Regions from separate parts of the Homo sapiens genome. Here regions 2 and 3 are each linked to region 1. The links are chromatin contacts, found by Hi-C or POLR2A ChIA-PET in ENCODE. All regions are on one chromosome and are shown on one strand. The core of a region is the stretch at or near the end of the contact, and the rest is flanking DNA. Distances in the headings are between cores, read along the strand shown. Region 1 overlaps RGS9 (regulator of G protein signaling 9). Region 2 overlaps GNA13 (G protein subunit alpha 13). Region 3 has its middle 47 kb from the start of LRRC37A3.

Region 1 (2,990 bases), core at 186-2,685:
CCCAAGTTCCCAGGCAGAACTCCGAGGAGTCAGAAACTTCTAAACTTGAACCTGGCCTTCCATGACATTGTGAAGGTACTTTTGTCAGGGTAGGAGGTTGGGACCTATCCTAGTTGATTTATAACTTTAGATGATGGAATGAAGGCTCCATGTGTACTCTCGCCCCAGGCCCTGCAAATCTTAGGGGCTGGCTTGGGAACAACACACAAAAAAACATGAAAAAATGGCATGAAAAACAGCAGGAGAGGCGGGCTCAGAGGCCAGGAGAGAATGTGCACCCGTACACCCGTCCCACCCACCTGCTCCCCTCAAGGATTCAGATTTATCTAAGGGTCAAGGCAAGCCAAGTTCCACCAACAAGCCCAGAGCTGCCGTACGACCCCACAGAAGCTCTGAGCCCCTTCCCTCAGCCTGGGCCCTCTCACCTCACAAGCAGAAGGTACAGCTCGTAGGCACAAGGTAATAGCATCTCAGAAGATAGACAAGGTGCCCTGGAACGAAGCACCGCATCACAGATACCATCGTGCAGATGCCAATGGTCACATTTTCCAGCAATCTTAGCCTGCTTTCCAAAGGCCAAGCTGGAAGCCTGTCTGCATGGAAACAGGCCCACATAACACATCAAAGAAGAGGGCCAGGATTGAGACTCCACTCCCTGTGTTCTTATGTCTGGATAATTGCCAATGATACTTCCCTCCTCGGAGGCGGTGCAGGGACATTTCTTCTTATGACCCATATACACGCTCTCTGGGCGTAATTGCCTGCCTACGACCATGGCTGGGTGTAGACAACCTGTAATTCTTCCCTTCATGCCCACACCCTAGGACACAAATGTCCAGCCATGATCTCTGTCAGTGTCCACATGCACACTGTCATGGCTTTCCATGGTTCTCCCTCTGTTGCTCTTAGCATCATTCACTCCTGGATGGCTGTTCAAAAGCAAAATCCTTCATCTAAACTCCTAGGACTGGGTGTTTAGACTTTCCACACCAAGTCTCTCTCTTTAAATGCTACACAGTGGTGCGCAGGCAGAGAGACAGACCTAGGCAGACATCAGACTGATTAGCTCTCTCCACCGAGGAGCCGAGGGCTTTCTCATCCACTTGACTGCCTCCCGAAATAGATCAAATGAGATTATGGTGCCACCAGCATCTGTACCACGCGGTCTACGTTGACAGCCTGGCAGGCTGCTCAGCCTCCCGCATCAGCCACCTTTGTCCCGAGGAAGCCCTGGGACGCCTGCCGTCCAAGAAGTTAAATAATTTTTTTTTATCGGTGCTGTTGTTGCAGGACCAGGGCTTCTCCCTGTGTTGTTTCTACAGCAGCTGGAATTCACCTGTGCAGGAGGAACAAGGAAGCCATGGCAGGATGGGCGACCTCGCCCAAATCCAGGAACCAAGTGTGCCCCGTGTGCAGGGAAGGAAAGCAGCTGGTGCACAACTGACAGTAGATAAGAATATGGACTCTGGGCTGGGCGCGGTGGCTCATGCCTGTAATCCCGGCACTTTGGGAGGCCGAGGCGGGTGGATCACCTGAGGTCAGGAGTTCGAGATCAGCCTGACCAACATAGTGAAATCTCATCTCTACTAAAAATACAAAAATTAGTTGGATGTGGTGGTGGGTGCCTGTAATCCTAGCTACTCCGGAGCTGAGGCATGAGAATCGCTTGAACCCAGGAGGCAGAAGCTGCAATGAGCCAAGATAGTGCCACTGCACTCCAGCCTGAGCAACAGAGAAAGACCCTGTCTCAAAAAAAAGTATAAGTAAAAATAAAATATATATATGGACTCTGGAGTCACATTGCTGGGCTGAAATTCAAGCTCACTCATGAAATGAGCTTAAGGACATGAAGGCAAGTTGCTGAAACTCTTTGGTCTCCATAACCCCATGTGCAAAAAGTGGGCAGTCATATCTACCCTTAACTTTATTGTGAGTGTTAACAGACAATGTGTGGGAAAGCACTAGCTACCACCACCATCCAGCACCCACTGCATACTCAGCACCTGCACAGAACTCTCTCACTTCCTTCCTGCACTCGTTCCCTTAGGGAGGGATTGCCATTCTTGCATTAAAAATGAGAAAACTGGCCAGCTGTGGAGTCTCAAGCTGGTAATCCCAGCACTTTGGAAAACCGAGGCAGGAGGATCACTTGAGCCCAGGAGGTCAAGGCTGCAGTGAGCCATAATTTTATGACTGCACTCCAGCCTGGGAGACAGCATGAGACCCTGTCTCAAAACAAACAAACAAAACAAAACAAACAAACAAAAACAATGGAGAAAGTAAACTGAGACCAGGGCTACAGCTAGAAAAGACACCTGAAGGATTTAATCCTTCACTCTCCACACAAGGACAGACAATAAGTGACTCATGCATTCAATAAACTTTTACTAACCATCTGTTACAAACACAGCTCTGAGAAGCATTGGGATTACCCAGATGAGCAAGACAAGGTACTTTCCCTTAAAGGGCCCCAGTCCAGTAGAGAATTCAGGCCAAAATTAATGACAGTCAAAGGCAGGGAGGGGGACAGGGTCAGGGATGCCTTCAGGAAGAATTGCCCCAGCTGCATCTGAGGTGATGGGGGACACAAAGGCACCCTGAAAAGTCTGCCCCCTGTTTCCACTCTTTGGGTGCCCAGAGCTACGCTGGTTCTTGGCCTTTCCAAAGTCTGGCTTGTCAGTGTTTCCTTTTCCTCCATGAGCTGCTCTATAGCATTTCAATTACTTCCCCTTTTGCTCCAACAAAAGAGTGGGTCTTCTGTTGCTTGCATGCAAGGAAACCTGAGTGACACATTGCTGGTGGGGGCATCCTTTCTTCTAAGCAGTCAGAAAGGGAAAGGGGAAGCTGTGAGCCAGCTTGTCTCTGCAAAGACTAGGGCACCTTGAGTGAAAAATAAATAGTCAGGTCAGGGGTGGCATAGAGAGGGAGGCCTCACATTGAGCACAGCCGTGGTGAGGCCCGGGCTTGGGCTATGAGAAGCTGTCTGCTTC
Region 2 (2,753 bases), core at 212-2,711, 130 kb after region 1:
CATTGGTCTAGAAATGTGTAAAGGGTCAGATAGTATAATATTTTAGGCACTGCGTGCCAAGGGAAGAAATCAAGGGCATTATGTAGGTATTTATATAAAAAGTTTTATTGATGAGATTAAAAATATAAACTTGTGTGCAAGTTTTTGTGGCTACGAATGTGAAAAAAATTGGATTCTTTTGGAATAACATTTTGTTTATTGGGATTCAATGTTTTAGCATTTTTTTGTCAGAGTCAGTTGCAAATATTCCTCCATTCTGATCTGTAATGAGATTTTACACATTTCATCCTTGAAAATATATTTTCACACAGATACTACCAAATGAGCATATGATTTTTTATTTTTTGGAGAAGGTCTTGCTCTGTCGCCCAGGCTGGAGTGCAGTGCCATGATCACAGCTCATTGCAGCCTCAACCCCCGGGCTCAGGTGATGATCCTACCTCACCCTCCCTAGTAGTTGGGACTACAGGCACATGCCACCACACCCAGCTAATTTTTTAACTTTTTGTAGAGATGAGTCTCAGTATGTTGCCTAGGTGGGTTTTAAACTCCTGGGCTCAAGCAATCCTCCCGCTTTGGCGTCCTCCCAAAGTGCTGGGATTACAGTGTGAGCCACCGTGCCAGCCATAGCATATGATTTTTATTGAGCATAGTCAGTGCTTGAGAGATACTTACAGAATCCTGTTAGATTCTTCTCAGTGTTTGCCTCTTAGCATGTCATTACATTGCAGATTAACCACTTGAAGGTTAGGTAGAAGCTCTTCATTTGCGTAGTTAAATGGATTTTGAAATATGGAAATTTCCTTTGCACTTACATAGGGGTCTGAAAGATGCTGTTGGAACTGTAGTTAGAGTTTAGAAATATTATGTCCACTGGAAATTTGTATGGGAATGGAAGTCTCACTTTTTGTTTTAACTTTTGACAGCAAAGAAAGTATATAAAGCAGTTTGACATTGTTTTGATTAAAACTATGCTAGCTGTCGAAATGACTTTACCAGAGTGTAAGTTTCACCAACAGTGCCGTTTTGCCTTGTAATTTTAGGTTGAATTCATTCAGAAATCAAATCAAGTCTGCCCTAAGGCTAATTTCCGAAACCATTCAGCGTTCAACAATAGTGGTTAAGGGTAGTTCTTGTTCAGGAAAAGAAATCAGTTCCATCCCTGTGCTCAGAAAAAAGTCAGTAAAACTTTAGCGCTGCTAAGACATCGAACTGTGTCAGAATTTTCACTTTTTGTTTCTGACAGAAACTCATGACCTGCTGATGGTCAGGTTCACAGGAGCGTGTTAAATTCATCACTGACATTACTCGTTCATGAGCACAATAGATTCATGTGTTTCCCACAAGGTACATGCTCATGAGTAATGCAGTGAGTAACCCTTACACAGGTTTTGCATGTTTGACCCCCTTTCTGTTCCACGCATTTTTACCACCATCAGTTGTAACACAGCCTAGCATATTCCAGTTTAGGCTGTACTCATTTAGTGTTTTCTCAGCTTCTCTGAAAATACTCTCACACGTAGCTCTTCCACATGGACTGTTCATACAGGCTGGTTCTTCAGTCACTTCAAACTTGGCATTGATTCCCTAAGTAAACAACAACTGAGCATTGTGGTAATAAACTCAGCAAGAGCCAGGGAAAACCACTGAAATAATTTGCCATGTTTCTTAATTGACAGTTGATGGTTGTTCCGAGTGTCCTCAACTCTGAGCAGCTGCTCTCACTGAAAGGCTAATAGTCTTAAACAAGGTTACTTTCTCTGGCCATATTTCTTCAGCTGTTACAATCAAACATGAGTTACTCACTCACTTGGTAAATGGCATTCCTTGCTTGTCTAACAAAAACTTTGAAAACTTGAAAATACTTTGGTTGCAGTCTCATTTCATTTTTTGTTTTGGTGAAGAAATTCTGCAGTGATAAGCTATTCCATTTTAAAATTTTGCATGTGTTTTGTTTTTGTTTTATGACCGTTGCTTTTCTGTGGGTTGGGAGGATTGAAGAAAGCTTAGTCTGTAAATGTTGGCATACATTGTATTCTTCTAGCATAGCTATAGTGTCATTGCATAATAAATAATGCTTTACCATGGAATTTGATAGCAAAATTATTTACATCCTACTGTGCCTTAAAAGTGTGGTATTCAGGGCCTTCTTTTTATTTGGATGGATGTGTATTTACTCCCTTTTTTTTTTTTTTAATGTCATGGTGTGGCAATACTGGTGACACTTGGAATATTTTCAAGTTATAACTGTGTCACTGCAGTTTGTGGTGCACCAAGCAGTGGTGCAGAGTCATGAGAGTGCAACACACTGCCTCAGTCTCCACTCCTCACCTCTGCTGTTGTAGCCTGGAAGTTCCCATAGACGATACACCAACAGGTGAGCGTGGCTGTGTTCCAGTGCATTTTTATTTATGGATGTTGAAGTTCGAATTTCATATCATTTTTACATATCATGAAATAGTCTTTTAAGTTTTTTCCCCAACCATTTAAAAATGAGCCGTACAAAAACAGGCATTGGGTTGGATTTGGCCTTCAGGCTATATAGTTTGTGGACAGACCCCTGGTCCAGAATCTAGTTAAATATAAGGAGCAATCCATTTGCTCTCAACCAGCTCTTCCTTCTGCCATAATAGTAATTCACTAGCACTGTTGTAGTTGTATATACTTTTTCAGTGGTACTGTGTTGAGGATCATTTGAAAGATCTTAATACATATTGCCAAATTGCTTTCTAGAATATGTTTACCTTGCTTTT
Region 3 (2,917 bases), core at 243-2,742, 190 kb after region 1:
CACTACCACAACATTTGGTGGTGGGAGTTCCGTTGCAGGTCTCAGCTATAACATAGTCATTTATGAGGGATCTTACAAATAGTGTGTAATGGTATTTATATTTGTGAGTGTTACACTTTCTCTATAGACTTAGAGCAGCTTTCAGGTTTATTTCAGTAATAATGTCTTTCTCACCTTCTCACATTGTGAAGTGTTTACCTGAGTCAGGGAGAGAGTTTAATGGGGTTATCTGTCGGGGTGCCATGAATGCTGATGATGGTCTGCAGGTTGTGAACATCAGCCCCATTGCTACAGGGGTGGACAGGTGGAAAAGCTCAGACTTGACAAACCACCTCTGCTAGATAGATGTGTCTTGGAAATCCAGAAATTACAGTGAATATTTTATGGAATGCCAGTGAGCAGACAGCATTTCCCACTTTCCTATCTTACCTTGAGGGTAAGACTTAAAGGTATTTTTTTTTCTTGTAATTTGAAGCCTAAATTCTTTGATTGTTTGATGTATGCAATATGATGTAAGGCACATTTTATACCCCTAGTCAGTGGTTTCCCTTGGATTCATTCTCCTACTTGATTGAACCCATTTAAGTCATTTTAGGAAATGGTGGTTTGCTATTAAAATTAATTGGAGAGAATACTTGGTCATTCTGTTAGCAAAAAGAGACTGATGGAGCATGGTGTTTTATGGATTCTGTTACAGGGCTTATTCCTCCTTGAATAATGTGCTTTAAAAATTATTGTCCATTCGATTACATTTTCTTTTATTTTCCTACAATGTAAGCACGGTTTTAGTCCTGTAGGTCAGCCTTTCTCACAAACTCTTTTGAACTAAGATTTGCCTAGGTGAATAAATTGGGGATGACGGTTGTCTGGAGAAGATATAAGGTCCATTTGTGAATACTCTGCACTATGAGACCAGGAGAAAAATCATCTAAGAAATCGTTCACTCTTGCTAAAAACTGAACTAAATTTTATATGATGCATTTATTCAGCAATCATAAGTGCTGTGCATAACTATTGTACATATTTTTGGACAATTTCTTAGGGTTCAGCTTAAAAATATAATTTGCCTACTGCAACTAAATTTTATGTACTGTGGTTAAATCTTTGTAGTTTTAGAAGATAATTTTCACTAAATAAATCCAAGCAGATTTTGCTCTGCAAATGCTGAATGAAGTATTGAACTAATAAAAAGGATTAATAATTTTCTACTGTCTAAATAATCTTAGAAATCAGTGAATTTGATTCATTTATGTCGTAGATCCTGATCCCGTTTACCTGTGGAGTTAATATCTCTCCAGTCAAGAGATTTTTCAGGCCTCAGACTTTTAATGGTGAGGGTTAAATAGAAGAATTTGGCGAGGATTACCCGTCGGTTCTTGTCCAGCTTGCTTTTTGAAGCACACATTCCCCTGATATGAATAATTTACATTTCAAGCCCTACGAGGGACAGAGGGCCGCGTTGCTCCCTCTAGGGAGCAGCAGTGCTAAAATCGAAGCAGGCAGCTGCGGGACCGCTATAGCCGGCCCTGCGCTCGGGCCCTTCCCGGGCAGGAAACGCGTCGCTGTCCCCGGCTGCGCCCAGGCCAGCGGGCACAGCAGCTGCGAACCGCCGGCGCACCACCTGTTTCCGCGCCCGGGGACTTCCCCGGCGGGGCTCAGAAGTGTGGGGTCGGTCGCTTGGCTTCCCCTGGCGTCGGCGACCCAGGGTAACCTCCTCCACTGCTGCGTGCCGTGCAGGCCTGCCTGTGTGAGAGCCACGTGTGCCGCGCTCTGGGCACAGCCTTGGAAAGTCAGGACCGCGACGGCAGCAGAGCAGTGAGTGGAATTAATTCTCAAGTAGAGCATTTAAAAAGTGCTTCATTGAAGAGTTTGAATCTCAGTCACTTTGTAGATTCGGATATCTAGAATGGCACCGTCCAATAGAAATATAATACAAGCCACCTATGTAAGCTTAATGTTTCTAGTAGTCGTATTAGCAAATGCATAAAGAAGCAGGTGGAGTTAATTTTAATAGTATATTCTATTTAATCCAGTGCATCCAAAATATTATTTCAATCAATATCAATGCTGAATATTTTATATCCTTTTTTTTTTTACCGTCTTCAAATTCCTGTATGTATGTTACACTTGCAGTACGTCTTACTTCCAACTGGCCACATTTTCAAGTGCTCAACAGCCCCATGTGGCTTGTGGCTACTGTATTGGACAGTGCAGCTCTAGAGCAGTACCCAACTCTAGTGTACCTGGAAAAATGTACCCGTGGTATTGAGTTACTAGGAGAGGAAGGCTTATTTCAGGAAAAGGTCATGTAAATCTTCTGTCAGTACAGCCGGTGCTGACATTCAAGCTGAAAGGGTGTATGTAGACACCGTTTAATGTCTACATTAAAGGCCTCTGGCTTCGGTGTTAACTTGTTTCTTTAAAAGCTTGATACTGTTCTCTGTTGCAGCTTGTTTTTTACCCTCCCGTCTTCATTTTCAAGGGCCTGGTATTGTCTTCAAATGCATTTCCATTTTTGGAAAGCGGAGTCGTAAAGCATTAATAATGTGGAGATTGTTTAGTCCATTTCATGCATGAGGACACAAGCCTGCAGCAGCCGAGTAAACTTGCGTGTCATGTAACCAATGGCAAAAATGGGATCAGATCCCAATTCTCCCTAATGCTGAGTTATTCGTTATTTTCACTGTGCTACATGACCTCATTGAAGTAAAATATCACCGGCGAGAACCTAACCATTTTTCCCCCAGGTTGTTTACAAGGGATTATACACGATTAAACTTTCAATTTCTTTTCTGTTCAAGTAGAGCCATCTGGGGTTGCTCAAAGTTGGAGAAATCAGTCTATGTACAGTTCTGCCTTAGTACCAAAAAAAGAGAGGTGCGATATTTATTTATTTATGAAATAGGGTCTCGCTCTG

Evidence for each region. Hi-C counts contacts between places; a loop is a spot of excess contacts on that map. ChIA-PET counts read pairs that join two places held with the same protein, here RNA polymerase II (POLR2A). Pooled maps may share reads with other maps.
Region 2: a loop to region 1 is called in a pooled map, with 2.4 times the contacts of the local background. The contact joins two enhancer-like sites. A Hi-C loop is called at or near these places in 3 of 50 pooled maps. POLR2A ChIA-PET finds 5 or more read pairs at or near these places in 4 of 52 experiments (PC-3, SK-N-SH, activated CD4-positive, alpha-beta T cell and 1 more).
Region 3: a loop to region 1 is called in a pooled map, with 2.1 times the contacts of the local background. The contact joins two enhancer-like sites. A Hi-C loop is called at or near these places in 2 of 50 pooled maps. POLR2A ChIA-PET finds 5 or more read pairs at or near these places in 5 of 52 experiments (AG04450, B cell, activated B cell and 2 more).

Annotation. Positions count from the first base shown.
Region 1 is chr17:65,154,801-65,157,790 of GRCh38, reverse strand. The region is part of intron 2 of RGS9 (regulator of G protein signaling 9); the gene reads right to left. Among named protein-coding and RNA genes, the nearest start is that of RGS9, 19 kb to the right of the region's middle. RefSeq lists an enhancer at 2,356-2,515. Within about 2 kb of position 1,435, at least 5 of the 41 ENCODE cell types and tissues checked have a DNase peak (open chromatin) inside an H3K27ac peak, as active enhancers do.
Region 2 is chr17:65,021,844-65,024,596 of GRCh38, reverse strand. All of the region lies in intron 2 of GNA13 (G protein subunit alpha 13), which reads left to right. Among named protein-coding and RNA genes, the nearest start is that of GNA13, 34 kb to the left of the region's middle. Within about 2 kb of position 1,461, at least 8 of the 41 ENCODE cell types and tissues checked have a DNase peak (open chromatin) inside an H3K27ac peak, as active enhancers do.
Region 3 is chr17:64,964,711-64,967,627 of GRCh38, reverse strand. It overlaps the pseudogene AMZ2P1. Among named protein-coding and RNA genes, the nearest start is that of LRRC37A3, 47 kb to the right of the region's middle. RefSeq lists a silencer at 1,392-1,555 and an enhancer at 1,775-1,824. Within about 2 kb of position 1,492, at least 8 of the 41 ENCODE cell types and tissues checked have a DNase peak (open chromatin) inside an H3K27ac peak, as active enhancers do.